Linked DNA regions of Mus musculus: region 1 is linked to region 2. Evidence: chromatin contacts called from ENCODE Hi-C data. All regions are on one chromosome and are shown on one strand. Each heading gives the region's core, a stretch centred on a gene start or an enhancer-like site at or near the end of the contact. The rest is flanking DNA. Distances are from core to core; before and after follow the strand shown.

Evidence for each region. Hi-C counts contacts between places; a loop is a spot of excess contacts on that map.
Region 1: a map of left cerebral cortex shows a loop between it and region 2 (6-fold over the local background). The contact joins the promoter of Evx1os here to the enhancer-like site in region 2. A Hi-C loop is called at or near these places in 13 of 37 maps with a recorded cell type or tissue (ES-E14, gastrocnemius, heart and 1 more).

What each region holds. Positions count from the first base shown.
Region 1 is chr6:52,313,192-52,316,839 of GRCm38, forward strand. It overlaps Evx1os (even skipped homeotic gene 1, opposite strand), which reads right to left and starts at 1,641. Exons shown (of 4, transcript NR_038163.1): 1 at 1,580-1,641; 2 at 113-379. It overlaps Evx1 (even-skipped homeobox 1), which reads left to right and starts at 307. Exons shown (of 3, transcript NM_007966.4): 1 at 307-1,080; 2 at 2,547-2,803; 3 at 3,342-3,648. The coding sequence starts at 654.
Region 2 is chr6:51,167,649-51,171,562 of GRCm38, forward strand. No RefSeq gene overlaps it. Among named protein-coding and RNA genes, the nearest start is that of Gm32328, 3.2 kb to the left of the region's middle. Within about 2 kb of position 2,248, at least 1 of the 3 ENCODE cell types and tissues checked has a DNase peak (open chromatin) inside an H3K27ac peak, as active enhancers do; it is heart, where a contact is called at or near this core.

The DNA of each region.
Region 1 (3,648 bases), core at 391-2,890, 1.1 Mb after region 2:
TTCCAAAGAGTAGCTATGGATTCTTTCATTAGTATTAGATCTAGACACCAGGTTAAGAAAACAGAAGTCAAAACAACAATAAAATAAAATTTCAAAAGCATTTTTCAATTACCAAGTCCTGTTGCCCCTGTGGAACTCGCTGCGCGCCTTAAGCGCTCCCTTTTCTGTGTGCGGAATTCCATTTGCATCCTCTGTGTCTGGGTGTCTCCCTTTCCCAGTGTGTGTGTCTCTCTGTTTTCACACTCTCCTCCCCATTCGAGCGAGGCCCACACCTGGCGCATCACTGCCGAGCCATTAGCTGCGGGTCTCCTTTCATCTTCACTGTGGCAGACGTTTCTATTTATCCACTTGCGTTCGCCGAGTGGCGTCACCAGCGGTACTGTAATGACGATTGCAGCAGGAGGATGACAGCTTAGAAAGAAGAGGGCAATGGGGCTTCCTCCCAGAGGCGGTGCGGCACAGAGGAGCGCTCGCATCACAAGGTGACCCTAGCTCCCCACTGCCATCTCCGCGGTCGCCGTCGACACGGCGCTGGGGCTACCCGGCGCCTGCCTTGTCGCCTTAGCTCCTCTTCTCAGCCAAGATCCCAGGGAGCCTGGGATTAGGAGCTTACTTGGGGGTTTTCCCCCTCCCCCCCTCTGGAGAGTCCGGGGATGGAGAGCCGAAAGGACATGGTTATGTTTCTGGATGGGGGTCAGCTTGGCACTCTGGTTGGTAAGAGGGTCTCTAATTTGTCCGAAGCCGTGAGCAGCCCGCTGCCTGAACCGCCAGAGAAGATGGTGCCCCACGGTTGCCTGAGCCCGCGAGCCGGCCCTCCGACTTCCCGGGAGCGTGGCGGGGGAGGCCAGGAGGAGGAGCCGGTCGATGGACTAGCAGGCAGTGCTGCAGGGCTGGGCGCCGAGCCACGGTCTGCTGGAGCGGCCATGCTTGGCCCGGGACCCCCAGTCCCCTCCGCGGACAGCCTCTCTGGCCAAGGGCAACCTAGTAGCTCAGACACCGAATCGGATTTCTATGAAGAAATCGAGGTGAGCTGCACCCCAGACTGCGCCACCGGGAACGCCGAGTACCAGCACAGCAAAGGTAGCCACCTTGCCCCTCCGCTCCCCGGTCCGCCCACTCCACCCACAGTTCCCTTCATCTCAGGCCAGGTGCAAGATGCTCCTTTCCCTTGGGGCAGGATGGCTGGGGGTTGGGTGAGTGGGGCGGGGGCACCTGAACAACTCTTTTGCTCTCTGCACCTTAGTGTGTGTGAGGGCTCTCGTGTTATCCCATTAGAGTGACAGTTGTGCCTGGACGAATGTCAGCGTTGGCACAAGTCTTGACTTGAGGGGTCCAAAACGCACCCCAACCTCCCAACCCCCGAGTTTTGTGGGAATGATTCAGCTAAGACGGAAAGACACATCCGTCGGGTAGGGCAAGATCAAACGGTTGTCCGGGCAGTTTGACTGGAGGGGAGCAAGGCACAAGGAGGCGCGGAAGCCCGGAGAATATAAAGGACCGTAAAATCGTGGCGGACTCTGGTCTCCGGAGGGCTGCAGCCCTCCGACCAGTTTGCACGTCGGTCAGAGGTCCAAATTACCTTGTCACTTCCCGGGCTGGCGGCGCCAGGTCGGAAATGGTCCCAATGGTCTAATTGCCTTTGGTCTCCGGTTGCATTTGAAAAGGCGGGGATTGGGCCCTCCCCCTCCCTCTTTCCCTCAGTCTCACTTCTCCACCCAAAGGAAAAGCAGCTGCAGGGGGGCTGGAGCCCCACCCTCCTCTGGGGTGGGTCTAAGGGGTTGGTACTTTAATTACACTGCTCCTTCTCACCAGGGGCTAATGGGAGTGGGGGTGGATAGCTCAGAAGGGAGTCTCTCTATACCAACAATATCCACTCCTAGGAATGAAAGACTGGAAGCCCATCAGCAGACACACCTCCACAAAACCATGGGAATGGGTGGGAAAGGCTTGCCTCTACCTCTAGGCCTAGGCAGCCAACACCACCTTGTTAAGTATCCACCTCCATCTCCTATCATCTTATCATCTATCTAACCCAGCTTCTCTACCATACCATGTCCTCACAACCCATACTCAAAATATACCACTCCTGCAATAGGTGCAACCCAACACACATCCCCACACCTGGTACTGGCATACTGGTGCACACACACACAAGATCGAGGAAGCTCACTGTATGTCCAACAAGCTACAATACATTAACCTCAAGAATTCAGTGTTCCGGCACATCCTTACCCATCCCTACCAACACAAGCAGAGAGTTCAGGGGATATGCCCTTTGCTGCACCCAGGGGCAAGCGGAAGGGAAGCCTTTAGACCCAGTATGCCTTAGGTCCAGGTCTTCCAAACAGCCACTTTAAGCCTGCCCCAAACCTTTTCTGTGTCAAGACCTCTCCGGTGAAGCTTCCAGAGCCCCAGCAGAATCAGTGACTGAGGAAGCTAAGGGGTTCTCCTTCTAATGCCCCTCCTCCAGCCTGAAGTCAGCATTTGTTTGTGTATTTGTGTTGTGTCTCTGTATGTGCACCTGTGTGCTCTGGGCTCCTGTGCAGCGCCAGGCTCCGATGCTCTGGGTAGCAGTCCTACCAGTGGCAGCGAGGCCCCCAAGAGTAACGGTGGCAGCGGCGGCAGCGGCTCTCAAGGCACCCTGGCCTGCAGCGCCAGTGACCAGATGCGCCGATACCGCACGGCCTTTACCCGGGAGCAGATTGCAAGGCTGGAGAAAGAGTTCTACAGGGAGAACTACGTTTCAAGACCGCGGAGATGCGAACTGGCAGCAGCCTTAAACCTTCCTGAAACTACCATCAAGGTAGGCTGGGCTAGGATCCTCGAGGTGGCTATGTACCTAGGTTAGTAGGAAGGAGATGTCAACGGTCTACTGCAGCTGAATCGTCTGGGCCTGGACTCTCCAATCTGGTACACTCAGAATTTCCCTCTGACAGTCCATAGTCAGCCACTGCTGCCAAGATTCCCGTCCTTTTCCTAGGCAAACAGACTACGGAGACAGGTGACTGCAAGTGACAGTGTCCCCAAAGAACAGGGAGCCCTAAATCTATGGGAAAATGTCTTTTGCCTCCCCAGATCCATTGAGGCAGGCCTTCCTCTTAGTACCCTCACTCCAGCTTGTGATGCTAAGCCCGGTGGGCAGGCTGAGCGGCTGCCCAGTCCTGCTCCCGAGGGTTTCCATCTGGGTTGGTGGCCTGCCCTTGTCAGCTGGAGTTGCTTTTGACTCTCCCCCCACTCCCCAGCCCCCCTCACTGCGAGCATGGCCCTCGCACCCCACCCACCCCCAGCCATGGGCCTGGGCCTGGCGCAGCCCTCCAAGGCGCTCCTCTTCCTCTCCTCAGGTGTGGTTTCAGAACCGGCGCATGAAGGACAAGCGTCAGCGGCTGGCCATGACGTGGCCGCACCCGGCCGACCCTGCCTTCTACACCTACATGATGAGCCACGCGGCGGCCGCGGGCGGCCTGCCCTACCCCTTCCCGTCGCACCTGCCCCTGCCCTACTACTCGCCCGTGGGCCTGGGCGCCGCGTCCGCCGCCTCGGCCGCCGCCTCGCCCTTCAGCGGCCCCCTGCGCCCGCTCGACACCTTCCGCGTGCTCTCGCAGCCCTACCCACGGCCCGAACTGCTGTGCGCCTTCCGCCACCCGCCGC
Region 2 (3,914 bases), core at 998-3,497:
TACCATAAAAACCAAAAAGTAGGCCTGGTGATGGTGGCACAAGTCTTTAGTCCCAGCACTTGGGAGGCAGAGGCAGGCGGATTTCTGAGTTTGTGGCCAGCCTGGTCTACAAAGTGAGTTCCAGGATAGCCGGGGCTATACAGAAAAACCCTGTCTCGGAACAAACAAACAAACAAACAAAACAAAAACAAAAACAAACAAACAAACAAACAAACAGAACCAAAAAGTAGGAAGGGATGCATGAGTGTGCTTTCCACCTCAGTTTTGTAGTCTGATGGTTCCAGCCCAGACCCCACTAAATTGTGTGACCTTCGTAGTCTAAGAATCAAAGTTTGGTGCTTAAGATTAGCATTTGGCACATTTCCTGTGTTCTGTCACTTGGACATCCGCTGCTCTTCCTTATGCTTGTGACCCTTCTTCCCCCACGTACCCAGACTACAGCCATTTAGTATGAGCGCCGAGGATCAAATGGAAATGGCAAAAGAAATCACTATAGGGAAGCTAAGAAAAGTGTTCAAGGCCCAGCCTGACAATATTTTTGGGAGAAAGACACGTGGCTCCTTGTTGTTCTATTCTTGGTCTGCGTCGCCCCCTGGTGGCCTCTCCAGAAGGAATAGGGCGGGTCGGGGCTCAGTTCCCCAAGGTTCTGGTCTGTGTCTTGAGGGATGGAGTTGCTTTTTGCAATGGTCTGGTGCCCAGTAAGTTGTAAAGAACAGGGAGCAGGGAGGGGTGGAGTGAGGCGCACGACACTGAGGGAAGATCTGAGCGGAAGGAAAGGAATTTTTTTAAAAATTGTATAGGGCAAAAGGCTCATGCTTCTCCACAAACAAAAGAACACTGGAACTAGATAAAAATGGATAAATGATTGATGGTAGATGATAGGAAGGAAGGAAGGAAGGAAGGAAGGGAGGAAGGAAGGAAGGAAGGAAGGAAGGAAGAAGGAACTATCGTTTTACAGTCAAGAAACTGAGGTCCAGAAACGGGATTTGCTGGGGAAATCAAGTTGCTAGTGACGAATCCTCCTCGCCCCTTCTGGGGTGACATTGTTGAAGGGATCACACGAAGTGGGGAAGGATTGGGGCGTCAGCAAAGGAGGGGACTCGCTCTGTAGATTAGAGATCACGGTTCCAGTCACCACGTCCCGGGGTGGGAAAAACTGAGGGGTGTTCCAGACCCTTGCGAACCCTGGGGCGCCCCACCCAGGCCCGCTGCAGGCTGACACAAAGCAGGCGCCCCGGGCGGCACTCAGGCTGGGGCGGGAGAGCTTGATTGATGGACCCCGGAGGCGGCGTAGGGTGAGAGCCGGTGCTCATCCCCGCGCTCCTAGCAAGGAAAGGCTGATTTACAGCGCCCGGCGGGACGCCGGTGAGGTCCCTGCAGAAATGAAACCCGCTCTGGGGCCCGGGGGCACTGCGGCCTTCCATCCAGCCTGGGTTTACGGAACTGCCAGCCAATCTGCCCCGCAAGCCCTGAACCCACGCTTGCCCGGAAGATGCCAAAGTCTCAGACTGAGAAGTTAGGAAGGGCAGCTGGCCCCATAGTCCTCCTCCAGGACCCTTCTCCGTTTGTTTAAAGACGCTTTTTTTTTTTCCTTAAAGCACTGAAAAAAACTCAATTCCATCCACCCCATAAAAGGGAACTATGCGTACCCAAAAATTCTTACTTAAGTTTCTAAGTGTGTTTTGTTTCGGAAGATAAAAGGCCAATAAGTTTATAGGCAGTAAAAAATAAGAAACTTAAGATTGGGACTTCTGGAGAAGTAATTCTAACTCAAAGATAGTGTTAGGCCCTCCTGTCTGTCCCCTGCAGTTTGTGAAGTTGACTCTTAGGCACCAGAGCTGAAGTAACGCAGGTTCGGGATCCAGAGATAGGGTGTAAAGTAAACTCAGTTAGGGGGCCGCAGGAGAGAGGACTAGAGAAACCACTCTAATCACTGGCTTCTAAATAAAATTCAGCAGACGGGAAACCCAAAGTAACAAGCCTATGAATCGCTATTTTGTAGGACGAGGGCCTCGTGGCTGGATTCTGAGTGATTTTTTTTAAAGTAATAAATATGCCTTTTTCAGAGTTATTTTTTGAAGACTGGGTACGATTTTAAATTTCATGACTATTAGGTATAGTGATCCAAAGCGGAGTACAGGGGTTTTTGTGGGTGGGTGAAGAGGCCGCGTGGTCAACCCGTAATATGTTCGTGGAAACTGCAGAGCTCGCCTGTCAACTTGATTTTCTTTTCTTTCTTCCCTTCTCCCCTCTGAAAATACCATTAGCTCTTAGTCTGGCCTTGGGGTTGTGGTCGCACGAACACCTCTCTTCCTGATAAGTCCAAAGAGAAAAACATATACACTGGAGGTGCCAGAGATAAAGCTTTCCCGGGGTTTCATCCTCGTGTCTTCCGCTGGAGTTGGCAAAACAAAAGCGCTGCCCTAGAAACGATACTAAAGCACAGAAAGTCCTTCCTGTGACCGAGGTCCCAACACGAATCGCTGAAAGAGCCGGGTGTGTTAACTGCAAATGTGTCCGAAAGCAGCAACGCAACCTTCGGCTCCCGGGCTGCGACCAGGCAGGCATCTGGGGAAAGGAAGAGTGGTCGTTGGAAAATTAAGCTTTCCCCTCCAACTTTAATTTCACTTTAATTCCTAAAAAACCGAAAATGACACTCCCGAAGCGCGGCCGCCTCGATCCCTTATGGCCGCCCAGTTCCCTTTAAGGAAAAGTTTTTGCAAACACTGAATGTGTAGTTTACTCTAAAACTTGACTGGGCAAAAGTCTCAAGAGGAAGCTTCCCATTAAAGCAACAACCAACAAACTGATTTTCGTAATATGTAGCTTTCTAATAGTACAAGGGTGTCCCACTTCACTCGGTTATAAAATATAAAACTGTTTGGTTATTAATTTTTCTAAATTACTTGCAGAATTTGGGGAGAGTGCTGAGAGGCAAAGAAAAGATGAGCCTTATGCCATCTGGCGGTAACACGTGGAACTTCACGACAGCCACCAAATTCCACTGACCTGTAGGTCTGAACCTACAGGGATTTCTTCACCAAACGGCTGTGTAAACTTCGTCCTCTTGAGACGAAGAAGGACGATCTTCGTTACAGAAGATTAGATTTGAGGATAAAAATATTAGCAAAAACAAAAAACAAAAACAAAAAAACGGGGATAGATTCTGAAAGTCTGTAGCCACATAGATATTTTTAAATGAACCATCATACCTCTTGGGGAATTTTTAATGATCATTTATATTCAGTGACAAAAAAGTTTAAGAAAGGCTAAAGCGAGCAGTAGAATTGAGTATTTCGTACAGTTTGGCAGTAGTTTCTGCAGTACCGGCTACTGAACACGTGGGGGCGTACTCAAGTTTCCTCTGATCTCTGGTAATATGATTCCTTCACTTATTTGCATGACTTGTTGTGATTGGATAATATGTTTTAAAAACGTCAATTATACGTCAGACCATAGTTAGCCAATCAGCAGCCTATTGTAGCGTGATTGGTTTCCACTAGAGGTGTCAATCATCCGAAATTTGCATACTAGTCCTCCAACAGGCTGGAGCCTGTCAGTTTGCTGTGGCTGCTAGAAGAGCAGGAGTCGGACGGAGAAGAATGAAAATATACTTTTGCTCTAGCAAAGCGAAAGAAAAATATCGTTTTTACTCATCGTTTCAAAAATTAATTCAGCTATATATCTACCTAATAAAATAAGGACTTTCAATGAAACAAAAATAAGCAGCTATCAAAGCCTTGGTTATTAATTTTAGGTTTGCTGCTTAAAATATCAATAAGTAGTCAAACGAATAATAAAACTCCTAAAATTAAGCTAACAATTTTTTGTTACAAATGATCATTGTCAAATTAAAAATGAATATGACATTTATAAATAAATGTATTTACAAAATACTGCTTTCAGTACATAGG